Regions from separate parts of the Mus musculus genome. Here region 2 is linked to region 1. The links are chromatin loops, found by intact Hi-C in ENCODE. Cell type or tissue: gastrocnemius. All regions are shown on one strand. Each heading gives the region's core, and the rest is flanking DNA. Links, peaks and the distances in the headings are about the cores only. Region 1 overlaps Arid1b (AT rich interactive domain 1B (SWI-like)). Region 2 overlaps Arid1b (AT rich interactive domain 1B (SWI-like)).

Evidence for each region. Hi-C counts contacts between places; a loop is a spot of excess contacts. Peaks named below come from ENCODE experiments on the same cell type or tissue, not always from the same donor. Only the 100,000 strongest peaks of a DNase experiment are listed, where the experiment ranks them.
Region 2: it touches region 1 in a loop (2.7-fold over the local background); 8 of 42 quality-filtered maps call a loop at or near these places.

What each region holds. Positions count from the first base shown.
Region 1 is chr17:5,198,796-5,204,172 of GRCm38, forward strand. All of the region lies in intron 4 of Arid1b (AT rich interactive domain 1B (SWI-like)), which reads left to right. Gm34854 (a long non-coding RNA gene) reads right to left here. Exons shown (of 3, transcript XR_876354.3): 3 at 944-1,340. Among named protein-coding and RNA genes, the nearest start is that of Gm34854, 23 kb to the right of the region's middle. In gastrocnemius, for the core only: a CTCF peak has its summit at 3,247 (motif pointing right); DNase peaks (open chromatin) are centred at 208 and 3,263; H3K4me3 peaks cover 216 bases; H3K27ac peaks cover 1,363 bases.
Region 2 is chr17:5,318,442-5,323,818 of GRCm38, forward strand. Arid1b (AT rich interactive domain 1B (SWI-like)) reads left to right here. Exons shown (of 20, transcript NM_001085355.1): 12 at 200-409; 13 at 2,832-3,036. Among named protein-coding and RNA genes, the nearest start is that of Gm29050, 90 kb to the right of the region's middle. In gastrocnemius, for the core only: a CTCF peak has its summit at 3,353 (motif pointing left); a DNase peak (open chromatin) is centred at 3,486; H3K27ac peaks cover 97 bases.

The DNA.
Region 1 (5,377 bases), core at 158-5,157:
AGCCACTAAGCAGTTGTTCTAGAATCATCCTTGAACTGCATGTGAGCTGCACATGTACGTGGAGAGAGAAGAGATTAATAAGTGAAAGAGGAATGCTAGCAAAGATTCCTGTTTCTAATGTGCTTATAAAATAAAAGCTAGAAAAGCTCCGACGCTGATGCAGTAAGAACCAGTTCCATTACTTTTAGCAATGGCTGCAAGGAAAACATGGCAGGCGGCCCACTCTGAGCTGCTGGTGTTTATTTGGGGGAGGGGTAAAAAGGGGTGGGAGAGAGACTGAATTGGCCTGCACTGTCTAAAATCCTAAGATGCAGTTGAGAGAGCAGGTTATTGGTTGGTATTTGCTTTGCCTTAATGTAGATAAAAGTGCAGTCACTGGAGTAAGATTTTACTTCTGGGCCCAGCCAAGTAAGAACATAGCAAATACTGTAAGTAGAATTATATTTTTGTTCCTTGGACATGGGTATACGTCAAATTTGTCTTTTTATAAAAGTACCAAAATTCCTTGTGAGAATACTATCGTGTCTAAGATCCCCCCCCCCCCCCGGCCTGTTTCCTTTGAGCTGCACAGCAGCTCATTTGGGTAACTTCGTTTCTCCCATCACATCCTAGAATTGGAGATAAAAATTATATCACTTTAATATTTAATTATGCTAAAGATACAGTGTCTCTAATCCTTGGAGAAAATAATGGATTATTCTTTATTATGGTTATTCAAATGGAAAACTAGGCCTGGCTTACTCCTTACCCTGTTATTCTGAAATAAATGCAGGTACATCAAATATTTAAATATACAACAGTAAGCATGAACCTATTAAGAGAAACCAGATGAAAAATTCTAATCCTGGAGGAGGAAAGATTTCTTTTTCTAGTTGTAGCTCTAGGCGATGTAGAGGAGACCTACGATGTCAGGCCTCGGACTTTCGGCTTCTGACTTAGCCCTGCTTCTGAAATGGACTGCAGCGCCTGCACTTCTCCGTGTCAGAGCTCTTGAAAACTGAGTTCTTCAGTACTGCCTAGTGTAAACGTTCTTTGTATATCTACATCCAACTTAATATACTCTTCTAATTTGACATGATGTTAACTAATGATACAGTTTGCAATCAGTATCTAAGGGCTGTGTCACAGATTACTTCCTTAAAACAGATTTCTCTTAGATAGACTCGCGGTGGGCACGGACGTGCCTGAGAGTACTCACACCACAGGGGCAGCTTCTGGGTGTCTCTGTTCTGTTGTCATTAGGTGGTGCTTGTTCTTTACTTACTGAAAGTGTCCAGGCGTCTGCTCTGCCCATGAGTGCTGGCTGCTGCACTCTGCATCATGACCAACATCAAAGATACCTGCATACAATCATCACATTATTAATGATAGTCAGTGCTATTTGTGTTACTGTTCTATGTTAACCAATTACTTTTAATTAACCAGGATCCTCTGTAGTAAATAAGTAAACCTACATTGTAAGGCAATGAACAACAGTAAGTTGCTCTGCCTGCAGGCAAGCAATTATTGATGCCTTTCCCCATTTCTTGGGCGTGTTCGTAATGCACAAGATGAACCACCCCTGTTTGTATGTATATGCTACTTTTGTTCTTGATTTTTTTTTTATTGAATAGCGTATTTACACAAATAGGTTTTCTTGATCTGTTTTTAGTATTGATCTTTTTTTTTTTTTTAACAATTTATTAATGTGTGAGTGGCGAGAGCACCTGTACCAGGGCTTACATTTGCAGGAGGCCACCCACAGGAATAGTTCTGTCCTTCTACCATGGGTCGGTTCTGGGGATCAAGTGCGGGTCCTGGAGCATGGCTGCCAATTAGTATTCTGTGTTCTCTGGGTGCTTTATGTGGGAACTGGGAAGGAGTTTAAAGTGAGGAAGGGACTCCTGCTCAATTCTGCCTCTCAGCTCCTGTGTCACAGCCTTTCCGGGCGGACAATCCTGGAGTTGTGGGATTTGATGGTTTAGGACAGCTCAGAGGGTCAAGGGTTTGGCTCCTGCTATCACTGACCTTGGTGCTGTGTGTGCTCTGAAGTCCTCTACAGATGGGATCTTTGTAGGCACACATGCCAGCCAGCATTTTCCATCAACTCCTTAGACATCAGTGTGGCCGGGCCTCAGCCTCGGCTTTGGTATTTATTCATTTGCTCAGTCATTCAGTCTTTTAGTTGTCCGTCTGTTTAAATGTGCATGCAGTTTTGCCTACATTTATGTCTGTGTATAATGTACATGCCTAGTGGCTTCCGAGGGTGTCAGATTCTCCTGAAGCCAGACTTGCAGAGAGTTGTGAGCCTTTAGTTGTATGCTGGGACGTGAACCCCGATCCTGTGGAAGAACAGCTTGGGCTAACCTCCAGCCTGTTTTGTTCTCTTAAGCTTCTGTCCTCACACTTGTGTCCTGGAGGAGCCCTTGAGAGTTTTCTGCCTTCTGCAGGTCAGCTGCACTACACCCTAACTGCACTTTGTGTACGCCTGCAGCTGTTTTTTGGGTTCTTGTTTCTGTTTTGTTTGTTGTTTGTTTGTTTTTCGAGACAGGGTTTCTCTGTATATCCCTGGCTGTCCTGGAACTCACTTTGTAGATCAGGCTGGCCTCGAACTCAGAAATCCGCCTGCCTCTGCCTCCCGAGTGCTGGGATTAAAGGCGTGCGCCGCCATGCCCTGCACCTGCAGCGTTCTTTTGGTGATTACGTTCACGAGTCTTAACTCTCCACAGAAGAAATGGGAACAAATGCGTAAGGATGCTTACGTACATTCACTTGGGTGTTTACGGGGAAACTCCCCTCCATGTTTGGAGACCTTAAGCATGAGCCTTGTATGGATCAAATGTGCAGAATGTCTTTCTTGATGAATGTTGGAAGGTGTTTCTTTTGAGGAGTTTGTAATGCAGATTACAGCAGACATGAAGAGTCAACACTTTAATACCAGTGCACACCTTCCGGTTCCAGCAAGTCTTTCTACTGAAAACATACTGTATTGTTTTCCAGTCACACGTTTTTTTCCCCTTTAACTTAAAGTTAGTGTCGCTTCATAGCCAAATTAAATACATTGGCAAATAGCTAAAAATTAATCATGTATCAGATCAATACAAGCATACTTCAGTTTTATATAGATAGTTTCTGGCTGATGAGACACAAAGTGGTTATCAACCTTTCTCTGAACATTTACTTTAGAGTGTATGACAGGAGTAACACAGGACATGGGTTCCCAGTAAGTCTACTGGTCTGAAGGGCTCCTTGAGACTTGGCATACTCCACTGCTCCCACTAGAGGGCTTCCTTCCAGCAGAGACACATGCTCTGAGAGCAGCAGGAAATCCTGCCTAGGACATTGCTATTCCCTTGAGAGGAAATTGAGACTAACCTCCTGGATTTTAGGTAGTATTTTTTTCATCTATAGGTGCTAACATTAAAGCCTCATAGAACAGAGAATGTTAGACAGTAAACGAGGGTGTGTATGTTTTAAACCCATAGTATTTGAAGGAAACAGGTTTGTGAAGTTGCTTAGGTGAAATGAGTTTTTTAAAAGCCTGGTAAGGGGTTTTGAAATACCCTTTAGCCTGGCTAGAGAGAGAAGCAGGACTGGAGGCTGAAGCGGCCTTGCGAACAGTCACATGGGGCTCTAAATTCCACAGAAAGCGCTGCTCTCACCTCCCGTTGTCAAATATAGTAAAGCCTTATCTTTAAATAGATATTCTATTTGCTACTGATTTTTTTTTTCTACTTGACTTTTAAAATCTGTTAAAATATGCAGAACTCACTCTGTAGATACCAGTCTCGGCTTTACTGTGCTCAGCAGTAATTGTATGTATGTGAAAATACCCACATCAGGGTTTAGTGTCCTTGAGGGACAGAGGCTGGCAAGATAGGATCTATGAGTGCAGCTCACAAGCAGACGTCCTAGAATGCCCACAGTAGTTACCTCGGCAGGGCTTTCCCCAAAGGCTTTTAGCTGAAGTCTTCGGTGTTCATTTGGAATTGCAATCTTAAAAATATTTGCGGTCAGCAGCTTGGTGTTGTACAAGGCAGGGCTCAGGAAATCAAAGATGAAGCTCTTGTGCGTGTGTGGGAGGGGGAACCTAAGCTAAAATCTATGCTATGGCTTGTTTCTAAATCTAACAGTTAGCGTTGGAAATTGGAGTGTAAACAGAAATGGTGTTAGTGGATCTTCCCATGATTTTCCACTCTAGTTGAGCCAACATCTCAGTCTTTAGCCCAAAATCATATTTGATATCAGCAACATATGGTTTCCATCACAAAGTAGCTGCTCATCTTGTCAGCCCAGCACCCAGTCTACCATCTTTCTGGTGGGGCGGGGCGGGGTGGGGTGGGGTTGGCCAGGCTCTGACCTTCCTAGGTGGCTCCTCTTTAACCCTTTCATTTTCATGCTGCAGTCAGTCTTCCTTGGTACTGTTGTCATTGGCAGCACTGTTGTCATTGGCATGGCCTATGTACACTTGTGTTCCAGGCCAGTCACAGGCTCATCCTGATTTCAGCCCCACGGCCCCACCTCCCAGATGCTGAGCACCCAGACTTTCTCTTCCTTTCCTTGTTCTTTTCCTTCATATTGGCTCTTTTTAGTAGCCAAACTTAAGAGCTTTATACACCAGACTGAATAATTACGTTTTTTAAAAAAACAGTAATTATCAATACACATCTCATTCCATGCAGCTTTTAAATTCATGTTAATGAGCTCTGTCGTCTCTTGCACAAGACTGACAGCCAGTTTTGAAGTTCTGCCATCTTTTTACAACTTGCTGCCTAGACTCTGCCTGCCTCTCCCAGAGCACTGTTCTCAAGACCTCTTGCTCTGTAGCATTCCAGAGCCTGGCTCTGCCCACTCTGCTGTGAGCAAGGACAAGAAGCTACTAGCATCAGCAGGGTGGCCAGCATGATGGTTGGTTTTCTGAGTACAACTTTCCCCCTTGCTATCCTGTCTCTCAGTAACAAGTTAAAGAGCCTGTGCAGCATCGTGGCATGTGAGCAGGATGGCCCTGCTGAGGATTGGCACCCACACACATTGAGGCGGGTGGGTCCTCTCAGTGCAGAGCACTAGCCCCGAGAGAACTCACCGAGCCCCTCTTGACCTCCTCCCAGGGGCTGGCTCACCTGGCTCAGGGCTGTCCTCAGAGGGGGTCTTGATCGTACCTAAATCATTTCTTTCACTACCACTGCGGGTTGACGTCTGGGCCTCAGAGGATGAATCGGCCTTTGGACTCAAGGTGTGTGGCCTGGTGTGGTTTATCATGCAGGACTTTGCTGCTCTAACCAGACACCAGTGGTTAGCAAAAACACCTGTTTAAGTTTAATCATTTAGGCTGTGATTAAGATTAAACTTTGGGTATAAGAAGCTACAGAACTCAGAGTTTTGTGTAGTGGTGATTGGC
Region 2 (5,377 bases), core at 254-5,253, 120 kb after region 1:
TACTTAAAGTCGCAGTGTGTTACTTGAGAGAATGTGTAGTTTGTGCCTGAACTCGTTGCCATTATTGCTGGCAGCCGTGTGACAGCAGCAGTTTCTAATGCATTTTCTTGTACTTGTCAACTCACTGTTCTTCTCTTGCCTTTCTCCCGTCCACCCCATCCCTGCCCCCATGCCTGCCACCACATACTCCTGACACCAGAAGTCCAGCTCTTCCTCCACCACTGGGGAGAAGATCACGAAGGTCTATGAGCTGGGGAATGAGCCGGAGAGGAAGCTGTGGGTCGACCGTTACCTAACGTTCATGGAAGAGAGGGGCTCCCCGGTGTCCAGTCTGCCAGCAGTGGGCAAGAAGCCCCTGGACCTGTTCCGACTGTATGTCTGCGTCAAGGAGATTGGAGGTTTGGCGCAGGTGAGCCTCCGTCGGGCGGAGTGCTGCAGGCAGGCCTTTGGGCGCACTGCTCGGTTCGGGATGTTGTGTTTGGCCTCTGACTTTTCTAAGCCTGTAGGCTGGTCCCCCTCCTAAGACTCTGTAGTGCTCGGAGGGAGCTACAGTTCCTGACTCTGCTACCCACTCCTGTGGCCTCAATTCCCTCATCCGTCCTAGACCAGCAGACCTTTTTCCCAGGCAGCTCTAAGATTCTCTGGTTACAAATGACTAAATTCGTCATAGATCAGATACAAATCAAATCACAAATCAGATACAATCACTATATTTCTATATCCAGAGCAACTTATAAATTCAAACTGCACATAGTGGGACTTGCCTATAATTCCATAGTTGGGAGGAAGAAACAGAAAGATCAGGAATTCAAAGACAGCTGCAGCTATGTGAGACCCTGCCTCAAAAGAAAGCAGAAAGGGCAATTCAGCTGTAAGAATAAAGCCATGCTTACAGCTCCTGGATAGCTACAGTAACCCCCAGGGCTTACTGGGTGAGCAGGCCACACACCCAGGAATAGAGTTCAAGGTGAGGCTCACCTTTTGTCTGTGCAAAAGCCCACCATTGCTTGTTGTGTCAGAATGTTCCCCTAAACCCCTGTATCCCTGACACTCCACTTTGTTCACCCCATTATTTTTGCTGAGGGGTCTGGTTGAAGTAGGGGTGTACCTCATCTCACCATGGCCTTTATCTGGGTGTACTCACAAGGCACAGGTCACTAACCTTGGGAATTGATGAGGAAGCTCGTGTATAACTAAATAAATTACAATAATGTCCCCACCCGAGTGTGTGGCGGGTAAGCTCCTGCCATGACTGGGGATCTCCTGTGGACTCTAAAGACTCCAGGTCCCCACCCTAGATCAATTCTGTGACGCTGGCTGGGTCCCCAGAAGCCTAATAGGCAGATGGAATGAGACAACAAACACCCCACCAAAGCAACCTGTCACCCTATGTCTCTGGGGTTCTGGGGTGCAGGGCAGACCTTCACTAGTGTCTGGACCCTTTAGGTGCCTGCCCCCCACAGGACTGAGGCCTATAACTAGATCCACTAGAACTCGGGTCTAGCTCTTCGGAATCTCAACATGTGCTGGGTAGAGCACCTCTCCCCTGTCTCCCTATGCCTCTGCCTCTCCCACTCTGCTTAGCTCTCCTAGGCTGGACTCTAATGCAAATCTCCAAGACTAAAGCACTAGAATCCAGGCATCAGGTGGCATGTGTGGCTGTGGTGTGTGTGGCTCTGGTCTGGCTCCCTGAGTCACGCCAGTGTATTTAAGCAGATTACGGCTGCACACAAGCAACTCTGCAGCTTAGCCAGTGCACACCCAGGGGACACCACCAATGCTGTCCCACACCAACAAGGTCATATCCTAGCACTCTGGTTGGCCATCTCTGAAGCAGCTGTGACCTGCTGTTTGCACCCACTTTCGTTAAGTGCTGAAAGATGTATTTCCCAGAGCAATCCAGCAGTGTGTTTATTGTTGTGACTATTTAGTACTACGTAAATGGATGTAAAGAGCCTTGTGCCAAAGTTTAGATCCATAAATTCATTAATTCATGACCATTGCAAGCTACTCAACATAGTACCTGTCCAAAGACACAAGCTTCCTTCTTCCCTGAGTTATTTGTGTGTTCATGTTTCATTCATGACTTTAAGTTCTTACTTCCCATTCCAAGTTGGAATGAGAAAGTTGAAGCAATGCATCTATGTACCTGTGCCCTTCCATGAACGCTCGCGCGCGCACTCACACACACATACACACCTTCTCTTGGAAGGCTGATGGAAACCCTGTAGGACACACACAAACCACTCAGCTGCTGGCCGACACTCCAGCCAGGGAGAAGTAAGCACTTGTGTGCTCAGCCCACAAGGAGCCTCAGTGAAAGCCTTGTGGGAGACTGTATCCCGAGTCACAGGCTCACACTCTGGCTGGTGGGAGGAAGCATTACTTTTTCATGTAAGAATGGTGCCGTTATTATAGTTAAGGCACACTTTTCTTTTAAAGATTAGGGGTGTGAGAGAGAGAGAGAGAGAGAGAGAGAGAGAGAGAGAGAGAGAGAGAGAGTGTGTGTGTGTGTGTGTGTGTGTGTGTGTGTGTGTGTGTTGGGTTCTCCATTCATCGGGGGCTCAGAAATCTGGAAGCTCTTATTCAAGTCTATAGGAGCCGTAGCAGGCAGAGACCCCAGCAAGTGGGCTTTTATGTAACCATCAGCAGGTTCCTTAATGGTTTTATGGCTGTAAATGCTGTCTGTGTGCTGCTGAGTGGGAGTGATGAGCATTAGTTAAAAGAAGCAAATGAAAAAAGTAAGCCAAGACATTAAGTGCTTGTTTGTCTCCAGGCTTTAAACAAGCCACTTTGCCACGAACCAACCATCCTGCCCATTTTTTTGCTAGGTTAATAAAAACAAGAAGTGGCGTGAGCTGGCAACCAACCTGAACGTTGGCACTTCCAGCAGCGCAGCCAGCTCTCTGAAAAAGCAGTATATTCAGTACCTGTTCGCCTTTGAGTGCAAAACTGAGCGCGGGGAGGAGCCCCCACCTGAAGTCTTCAGCACCGGGGATTCGAAGAAGCAGCCAAAGCTCCAGCCGCCATCTCCTGGTAAGAGCAGTGCTCCAGCTGGGCCCAGCAGAGTGGGCCTGGGACCAGGCTGAGCCAGAGCTCCAGAGCCAGGAGAGGACCCACCCCCAGCAGAGCTCAGGCCCTCAGAGAAGGACAGAGTGCTGCAGGGTGTGGTGCTGCCCTGCCTGTCAGACCGTGCCTCCCATCATCTCATCAGAGTAGACTTAGAGTCCTGAGCCACATACCTCTGTGTGTAACACAAGGATTTAAGAATAGCCATCTCTCTGGATGGAGTAAACACCTTCATGAACCCACTCTGGTATTTCACAGTCTGGGTGGCGCCACCTTCAGGCCCAGTGACTGGCTTGCACTACCTCTTCTGTCTGGGCCACTCCAGTTTGTACTTTGAAAAATAAAATCTGGACTCAGGTTCTGCTGTCACCCGAAGGGAATCCCCGCCAGTGCTGAGGCAAAGGCTGTCGGGTGCATCATGGGGACCAGGTGTACAGGCAGCTCCTTCCTGCCCCTGCACCCACACAGTGGATAAGGTCACTCTATCTTCTGGCATTCCTCCCACACCCCACACCCCCGCCCTTAGACTTTGAAGTGTGAGATTACCACATGCTGTAAGCTGGCAAATCCAGTGTTAGAGACAGGGAAATCAGCCCCCTGCCCGGTTCTGCATGGTGGCCTCACTCAGGTAACACCCCGCCCCCCATTTCTGGTTGCTGGTCACTGGTCATCACAGATCCCACTTAAGGCTAGTTCCCTGCAGCATTGGTGGCACCCTGCCGCTGCTGTGTAAGGTGGGGCCTGCGCACACTCAGCAGTCACTGCTCCTGTTCTGAGGCTAACTGAAAGCCCATGTTTGTTGAGCAAATGCAGTATGCTAGGAGTCTCCTGTTTACTGCACTGTTCCAGCACAGCCCGTGTCCTATCACACCTCCAGCAACACTTTAAAAAATGAAGTTTAAAACCAGCGCTGGCATAAATACCTGTTGCTCACTGTGCCCGATACGATCTTCTGATTCTTCCCTTCTCGTGGCGCTCCACGCAAGACAGCGGTCCCTCGGTGTTTTCCCGCCCTTTCCAGGTCCCTGTTTGAGCACCAATCTGTAGTACCACGGCCTGCCTGAACCAGGTATTCCTGGAAGGCAGGCTGGGGCTGAAAGAGAGAGACTAGACGGCGAGGAAAGAATGAAGCCAAGACAAGTTTTCTCTGATCAAGGCCCTCGAGTTTACTAAGACAATGTGCTTATAAAAGGGGGGCGGGGGAGGCCCATCCCCGCCAATCCATTCTTGGTGCCTGAAGCCAGCCTGTAGGCGATGGGCAGGATAGGATGTGTCTCCAGAATGTCTCAAGGGTCTCTCAGCAGGTAGCAGAGTCTCAGAGTTGGGCAGCGGTAGTTGACATAACAATATAGCCATCTCAGTTGGAAGGCTGCACCCCAGGTGATCTCATTTTTTAGAGGCAGCAAAGTCTGAATCAGCCTGCTTCAAGGCTGGGGGCGGCTACATTTACTTCTCAGTCCGTAAGGTTCCCATGAGCCCTGGTGCAGGTGCAGTATTGATGTCCCCAAGACAGTGAAGGTAGATAAGCTCTTAGGACCCCAAAGCTACCCCATGATACTGCAGGAACCCTGTTTGGGGCTTTTTGATCATATGTTGGACACAAACTCACTCGATGCCTTAGCCTAGAAGGAAATGCCTTTGAAGCAGGCCCAGTGTTTACATCAGAATCTAGAGAAAGAACTCTGTTCCCTTGTAATTGATTCTCTGGTGCCAGTCAGCATCAACGAGCAGCCAGCCATGCACTGCCCTGCCCATCCTTAGACGGAGGTCCAGTTCTAAGAAGGAAACCCTCCTCGGCAGCCTCACCCTTAATGACCCCAAACATTGACCACTCAGGACATACCTGAGCACGGGACAGGCTGATTTTAAAAACCACACATTACATTCAGCTCACAGACTTAAAGAATTGGTCTGTGAACAGCCCTGAACTGTTCTTCCAAAATAACACCCCAGTGGGGTGCAGGGTCCAAAGCAGTGGTGTCTGCAAAGATCTAAAGATACGTTTATTTGTCAGGAAAGAGCCTGTGTCCCTGAATGGCTTGCACTTGTGTGTGGAGAATAGCGCTCCCAGCATGCCTGAGGCTCAGAACAGGAAGCCCTGCTGGGGTACAGGTCCTGCAGAAAGTGGAGGCCTGCTCTCCGAGCAGCCAGCACTTTCCTTTCCCCAGTTTAGGACAGCTACCCTTATAGCGGCAACATTATCATTTTACCTGCACAGAGGAACTGGACTTGATCGACCCATCTTGGTCCAGATGTAGCAAGGTCCTGCTGTGACCTGGGGACAGTAGGAGCAAAGCTTCCTGATGCT